Regions from separate parts of the Homo sapiens genome. Here region 2 is linked to region 1. Evidence: chromatin contacts called from ENCODE Hi-C or POLR2A ChIA-PET data. All regions are on one chromosome and are shown on one strand. Each heading gives the region's core, a stretch centred on a gene start or an enhancer-like site at or near the end of the contact. The rest is flanking DNA. Distances are from core to core; before and after follow the strand shown.

The links. A loop is a pair of places that touch in the nucleus more often than their neighbours do. ChIA-PET counts read pairs that join two places held with the same protein, here RNA polymerase II (POLR2A). Pooled maps may share reads with other maps.
Region 2: a map of ascending aorta shows a loop between it and region 1 (2.1-fold over the local background). The contact joins two enhancer-like sites. A Hi-C loop is called at or near these places in 2 of 168 maps with a recorded cell type or tissue (ascending aorta and heart left ventricle) and 2 of 50 pooled maps. POLR2A ChIA-PET finds 5 or more read pairs at or near these places in 1 of 52 experiments (HEK293).

The regions. Positions count from the first base shown.
Region 1 is chr7:50,867,669-50,871,125 of GRCh38, forward strand. No RefSeq gene overlaps it. Among named protein-coding and RNA genes, the nearest start is that of GRB10, 87 kb to the left of the region's middle. RefSeq lists an enhancer at 182-682. Within about 2 kb of position 1,888, at least 4 of the 41 ENCODE cell types and tissues checked have a DNase peak (open chromatin) inside an H3K27ac peak, as active enhancers do.
Region 2 is chr7:50,709,532-50,713,400 of GRCh38, forward strand. All of the region lies in intron 4 of GRB10 (growth factor receptor bound protein 10), which reads right to left. Among named protein-coding and RNA genes, the nearest start is that of GRB10, 71 kb to the right of the region's middle. Within about 2 kb of position 1,873, at least 6 of the 41 ENCODE cell types and tissues checked have a DNase peak (open chromatin) inside an H3K27ac peak, as active enhancers do.

The DNA.
Region 1 (3,457 bases), core at 638-3,137:
TGAATCCCACCCATGACCTAGTCACCTCGTAGAGGCCCCTAAAGCTCATATAAAAGGCAGCACGGGTGCAGGAACACAGCTTCCAGGGGCGCAGGGGATGGCCTGGCTTCTGTGAACTGACTGGCGAGATGAGGCTTTTTGGATGAAGGATTCTAAGATGTATCTCTTTCGAAAAGAGCACGGTTGAGACTGAGACGCACAATACCTGACTGGCTAAGTATGGCAGTGGGCTGGGGTGGCAGTGGTCGCAGGGCTTTAGGTCTTGACACGATGGGGAACCGCGGCAGCAGATGCAGCAAAGGCAGTGAGGCCAACCGAGTCTCTGGGTCTGCAGCCGGGAAGCTCTTGCCTTCTTGGGCAGCAGGTCTGTCTCCTTGGTGCTGGGAGCCTCCTCTATGAGATGGGGCTCCATAATGTGGCTCTACGTTCCCTTTCTCCTCCAGTGTGGAAAAAAAATCCCTGCGTGACACACATTTTTTTCCATATTGGAAGAGAAAGGGAATGCAGACCCATACTGCCTGTGTGCCACACACCATTTGCAAATTAGTAATAACTGTGATATGCACTCATTCACTGAGGGTGCTTTGGACCTCTCTCCCACTCTCCATGAGTGGATGCTACATTTTTCCATAATCTACTGGATCTGCCATTTCCTAGGGACTTGCCTTTTTCCCACAAAACAGAGTTGAGGCAAAGGAAAAGCCAGCCCAGGTAGAAGAGGCAACAAAGGCAAGGGGTGGGGATCCGCATCATGATTTCAGGGAACAGCAAACGTTCCATGGGACTGGAGCCCTGAGTCTGTGAGGAGAAATGAACAAGTCTACCACAGTCATCCAGAATGAGAGGCAAAATTATGTCACAAAAGGTGTGAGTGGGAAAACTGGGCCCAGCGGCAGATTATTCCAGGAAGGGATTGTGCCTTTGTATGTCTCTGCAATGCTAACCTCAATGCCAGTTCCTCAGAGTGTTACAGACATTTGCCATGCATCTGTTACTCAAGTGCTCTGCTCAGAGAGGGTCAGTCTTAAGCCCCCAGGAGCATCCTGTTGTGAATCGGTTCACACTTCTTTGAGATGGGCAAGAGGGAAATGTGATGTATAGGGAGAAGAGGGGTGGAGGAGAGGTTCATTCCCCTAGAGAAGCTGATGGAGACAACCCAAGCTTTAAATAAATCAACTCTGGTCCTTTAAACAAGAAAAGGGGATTTCATTACTATGTTGGTCAGCTGGAGACAGCCCTGGGGCAGAATATGTAACCTATTAAAGAAACAAAACCTCTTGTAAATGCCCTTAAAGCCAACACAGTTCTGTTTAATTCAAATAAATTCTCTTTATCTCTCTAAAAGGGCTTTCTAAAAACTTCAAGCTTATACTTTAATAAAGTTAAATCATTTATATGTAGAGAAATGCAACATTTCATTGCTATAGTACTTTCTATACCTCAGCCTTTTCTTTAATTTAGTCTTTTAATTCAGACTTGCTGAATTCGAATCAACAGCAGAGAGCAGGAACTTTGGAGTCTTATTTACCTGGGGTTCCTCCCCATCTTTCATCTTGGTGGCTGGTCAAGTTAGCCAGCCTCTTGAAGCCTGTGGTTTCCCCTTCTGTACACTGAGGACAATAACAGGACTCATCCCAATGGGCTTGCATGAGGGTCACATGAGGTGATGTGTATTATGCACTCAATGTGCCCAAGACATTTGTGCACGTATTATTATTAAGAACAAACCACAAAGTGGGGTTTACTTTTTGATAGCTTCTTAGTTCTGAGGTAAGTTTATTTCCTTGCTAATATTCCTTTTATCACATATAAAAGAGGTGTGTCTAAATCTCACTGCATCATTATGAAAACATGGCTCACAGTCGAGTCATGTGGGTGGTAGCCAGACACTGTGTCTTTGTTTGGTCATTTAGTGATGCAACCCTTGAAAAATTCTCTCTCTGATAATTCTGTTGGGAACAGTTTCCAAGCCATTAAAATGTTATTCTTCCAAATCCTCCTGCATCGGCAACGGGAAAAAAGACAAAATGCAGTGTCATTTGGGCTTTGCCTAAAATGAATTGAATCCTCCTCAGCAACAGATAGAGTGTGAAATTGATCATGAATTTTCTGAAGTCAGAGTCGTGACTTGCTGATGACATGTGTCACGAATGCAGGTAGAGGGATATCTCCTTAGCATAATTTTCATGGGTTTGGAACTGGAGGTAACTTCTACAGGTGACTGGAGCAGGAATTTACACCTGCAGGGACCAAGGGAAAAGATTTTTTCAGCAAATGAGTGACTATTGATACTTCAGAAAAAACATTTACCTGAGAGAGTTAAGCATTTTGCAGATATTTATTTACATAGAAGTAGTTGGAAATTAATTACAAATAATCCTTATCTATTTTTAAAGCAGTTCCACTAGGGAGAAAACTTGAAAGTCTCGTACAAGGTTATTCTATGCACAGGATAGAAATTTGGAGCCAAAAGAACAAATTAATCCATCCTCCTAATTTTGCAGATGGGAGAAGGCAGGAAATAGGAACCCTGTCTTGGATCATAGAAGTGGTGGTGACCAATGAGGGCCTAGAACAGGGACAGCAAACAGGCTTCTTCTCTGGCCCTGGCTTAGTGGATTGGAAGGGGTTTCATGGACCCCTGTTAGAAGGATATGCACCAAGGACATGACAGCATAAGGGCAACCATGGGGGGCCATTCCTGGACCACTGTCTAAATTACCTATGTTAACTAACCAACATTTATTATACACCAACTGTATGCTTTATCTAATTTTTTTCAACCATGCATACTCCCCCTAAAGGTATGAATTCATAGTCCAGTATAATCATGGCATATCTTCCTAGAGCTTCAATTTTACTTGGTGGGTAGATAATTTACAATGAAAATTTTCTATGAAAGCAAATGGACTAGAAAGCCAAATTCATGTGAACAATAAAACATGCAAGTTAGGGACATGTTATGGTTGTAGTTTTAGACTCTGCTCCTGGGCTTCCCTGTGTAATCCACTCAGAGATATTTTGGCAGAAAAATTTGAGAAGTGGATCCAGATAAAGTAGTTGAAGTTTATTCCTGGAGTCACACATCCTGGAAGGGGTGGCATGGAGGTCTGTGTAACTGAAGAACTGTTGTGCTTTCTGTTACAGAGTCCAGAGTGAAGGGAGGAAGCCTTGAGTTTAAAATCAAGGGCACTGGAACCAGATCAGAGGGGAAGGCAATATTATGGTCTGCCTACTGTGAGGCAGCCACAGCAGAGACTTGAGTATAAATTCAACACAACCATTTTCAACACGTCTCTGAACATGGAGCCCCCTTAAGGTCACATGGCCTACCCACCTTTATAAAGCCTACAAAGACCCTGGATCTCCTAAGAATATAGGGTTTGTTTTGCTGGAGAACAGAAAAGACAGAAGTAGGGGGTGATGTTTAAGTATAGTTTTAAAAACATCATGGGAG
Region 2 (3,869 bases), core at 623-3,122, 160 kb before region 1:
TTTCTCCAGACCCCTCCATTAAACTCTTTTTTTTTGCTCCCCACCCCCACCCCGCGCCCTCCGGAGGGTGCCTGCTGCAGACTGCCGAGACCCTGGCTAACAGAGGCAGGTGGCTTAACTTCCCTCACTCTGTGGATTAAGGGCTGGAGGTTTCAAAGAGTACACATAAAAAGTGACTCGTGGGAGGAAGAAAATGGTGAGCTGTGCTGTGGACTGTGGGCATGCCTGTTAGGGTACCAGGTGGCCTGGTGTGGCTGGTCCTCACCTTGGAGAACATGGTAGAAATGCAGGCTCCCAGGCCCCAGCCAGAGCTGCTAAGTCAGGCCCATGATGGGGGACCCAGGTGTCTATGTGTGAACTGCCCTTCCTAATGTAACGTGGCTCATACCTCCATGGCACTCTAGGAGCCACAACCCAGCTGGTGTTCCTTGACTCCAAAGTGACTGCTGTATGCCTCTCACAGCACTCGGCCCTGGGTGCTCACTATGTAGAATGTTCTCTACCCCATCCACCATGCACACCCCATCAACCCATCCTCAAGGCTCATCCCTTTGGCACTTTCTCTGACAACCCCAACGAAAAGTCTACCTCCTCGTACCTTACCCAGCAGCCCTGCTTTAATTCCAAGCAGGAAGTAACAAGGGTGAATGGATTGGTGCCCACCCTCTCCCCAGAAACGGGCCTCCTTGACTCATCCTCACAACCCCAGCACATGGCCCAGCCTCACCCCAAGATCTTGGGGAGAGAAGCCTCTGCTTCTCTGTGAGGATAGAGGGACAAGAATGCTCCACCACCCACCTTTCAAAGCCCAGGCTTCAGCAAAAAGCATCACAAGGTAGCCTGGGCACAAAACAGCGAGGAAGCAGCCCCTACCACCAGTCATTGGCGTTCCGTTTCAACTAGAGCATCAAATGCACTCTTGCCTCTGCTGGGTACCAACTAAACACTACAAGATGCACAAGAGGAACCAGCCCCAGAGAACCAGGGTATGTTGTTCATTGGGCGATTCAGGCAGTTTTCTTATCTAAAACTGCAACACACGGATGGAGGGGCAGCGGGAAAACTGGATGAGAGGAGTGCCATCATCAGTGCGGCGGGCACTGCAGGTGACAAATGGAAGGACTGCACAGCAGGCTGGACACTGGCTCAGATCCCAGGCCCCCACATGCTGGTTAGTCTTGGGACTCAGGGCAACTGCCTCACCTTCGGGGTATCTCCACACCTTCCTGAGGCAGAACGACCACTTCATAGGTCACTTCTGAGGTTCAAATTAAAATAACATAAATAAAGGGCTTGCCCAGCAACTAAAGGTACTGAGTGTTCGGTAGACAGCGGGCACTGACCTTACTACGGAACAGAGGGCCGGCAGCTTGCATAGGAGGTCTCTCTCTCCCTCTCTCTACAGTGGGTATCACGTGGCTGTGTCCTCAGCCTGCCCTGTGCACAATATTTTCAGAACCTGGAGAACGGCACAGAAGGCACACTTAATAACTCCACTAAGGTAAACAAAGACCAATGCCACAGAGAGCAGAATGACAGGGATTCGAAATGTCTTCCACCTGGGAGAATGCCCGATCATAACCTACAGGCTTAACAGGGATCAACTTTAAACATTACAGGTATGCAAAAACAGCCAACCAAATTAAAAAAAAAAAAAAAGCAACAGATGAGAACAGTGGATGAGAACTGCTCCTGAGGGTGCAGTTAAAAGGGGCTCTCCCAGCCCTCCCCCACCCCCTGAAACCCTCTCCTGCAGCTACCCTCAGATTTTTGGTGCAAAGGAGAAGACGCAATCCTACACGACCCACCATCCGGGTCCCAGAGCTCCCTGGGGCCTTCCTGCAGGCAGTTTCCCAAACCCCTCCTGCCCAGCCAGGGACATCAGCTGAGACGGGTGGGGCACATTGCTGGAGTCCACCCAAGGGCGCTGAGTCTGCAGATGAACATGTGAACTGCAACAGGGATGGGGTTTGTCATTTCACACAGGATGCACTTAAAGAAGTAAAATGTTTCAAACCGCAAGTCTATTAAGCTATTGCAGCCGAGTGAAGAGTGACTACCTGTGTCACCTGCATTTTGAAAGCGGAGGCATCACCCAGCTCATCAGTTCCCTTCCAATGCCTGATACCCTCTCTACCAACTGCACATATGCCTGCTCTAGAACTCTGAACACACACAAGCCGTCAGATACAGTGTAGTTACAGATTTCACAACTACCCTCCCTCAGCCATGTAATTATACTTTTATTAAATATTAATGTAAAAATGGCAGGGTTTCTACTAATATTATAGTTCCTGGGTACCAGGTACGGTGCTAGACAGTTTACACACATTCCCACTTAAATCCTGTCTCTAATGGGTACTGTTGCTACCTCATCTTTACAGATGAGGAAAAAGGAGGACAGCAGCTTGCCCAGCGAATCACATCTCGTAAGCGTGGGTGTGAGACCCATTGGGGCTGAATCAGAGAACATGTCCTTAACAACCGAGCTATGGGTAACTACAAAATCTGTCACTCAGAGAATTCCTAAAACATGCAGAAACTCCACAAGGCTGAAAAAGGCTGAAAAAAAAAATCCTAAAACATTAGTGAACTTGGTAAAAGCTGCAGTATCAGCACTCCTATTCTGCCAGTTGCAAGGTGTACAAAACTAGTCCCTCAAATGGAAATAACCTTCATAATAAATGAGCCAGAGCCATTTTTCTCACCCAAAGTGACACTGCCTGTTTTGATATTACACTTTAGGTCTATGCAAGAGGAAAGGAAGCAAGAGGTTTTTAAGCAGAGATTTCAGTCAAACTGATCCTTAAACAAAAACAAGAGCTGCTTCCACCAAAAGCCTGAGATGGGGGAAAAAGAAAAGTCAGCAAGCCAGGTGTCTCGTATCAAGGAACAAGGGGGATGCTCTTTACTTACAATTGTATTCACACAGGCTGCTGAGGCCAACATGAAAATATCTGGGCAAGCCCTGGTCAGAGTACAAAAAAACTTTTCTCCCAAATGGTAAGAATGCCTGGCCTGGCAGGGAAAATACCACCACATAAAAAATGATCACATTTTCACTAAAATCATACGGCCTAAAAAACACACAGATCAGTGGCTTGTACTCCATATTCAGGCACTTATTTCCACATAACTACCTCCAAGTGCAGCCATTCTTGAATTAAAAGCAAAAGTAGTGCATGAGCTGCCTCACTTTAACCACCCACTCTGCAGTGTTCAGCACAGAAACATCAATTCTGGTTATTCACAAGGGGAGGAGTCTATCAATCATTTACATTTTAAACAGCTCTATTGAGATATAAATTACATAACATAAATTTCATCTGTTGGAAGTGTACAAACCAATGAATGTTAGTATAATTAAGGATCTGTACAACCATCACCACAATCTAATTTTAGAACATTTCCATCACCCTACAAAGAAACCTCCTGCCCAGAGCCTGTCAATCTTGACAAATGGTTTTCCCAAAATAAAATGCCTTTGCCAAGTCAGTTTTGTTCCTGTTTTTGCATCTGGTATTCCCACATCAATGAGGCATTTTGGCCGAAAGGGGGACAGCACTAGCTCTAGAATTTCTACAGAAGAGTAGCTACATGACCTTGGGGAAGACATTAAACCACCCTGTGTGAGTATAACCTCCAAGGACTATTGAAGATTTAGTGTGATCACACATGGAAAGCACGGCTCAGTAAATCTCAGCTGCTATTTTTACTACTGCCACTACTGCCCCTGCCTCCTCCTCCTCTGCGGTCACTACCTCCCCTCCCGACATTTCCACCAGCACTCCACCCCTTCCCACCACCTCCTTCCATCTCCATCACTTCTCCTGCCACATCAGCTCCTCCTCTACCTTCTCCACCTCCTC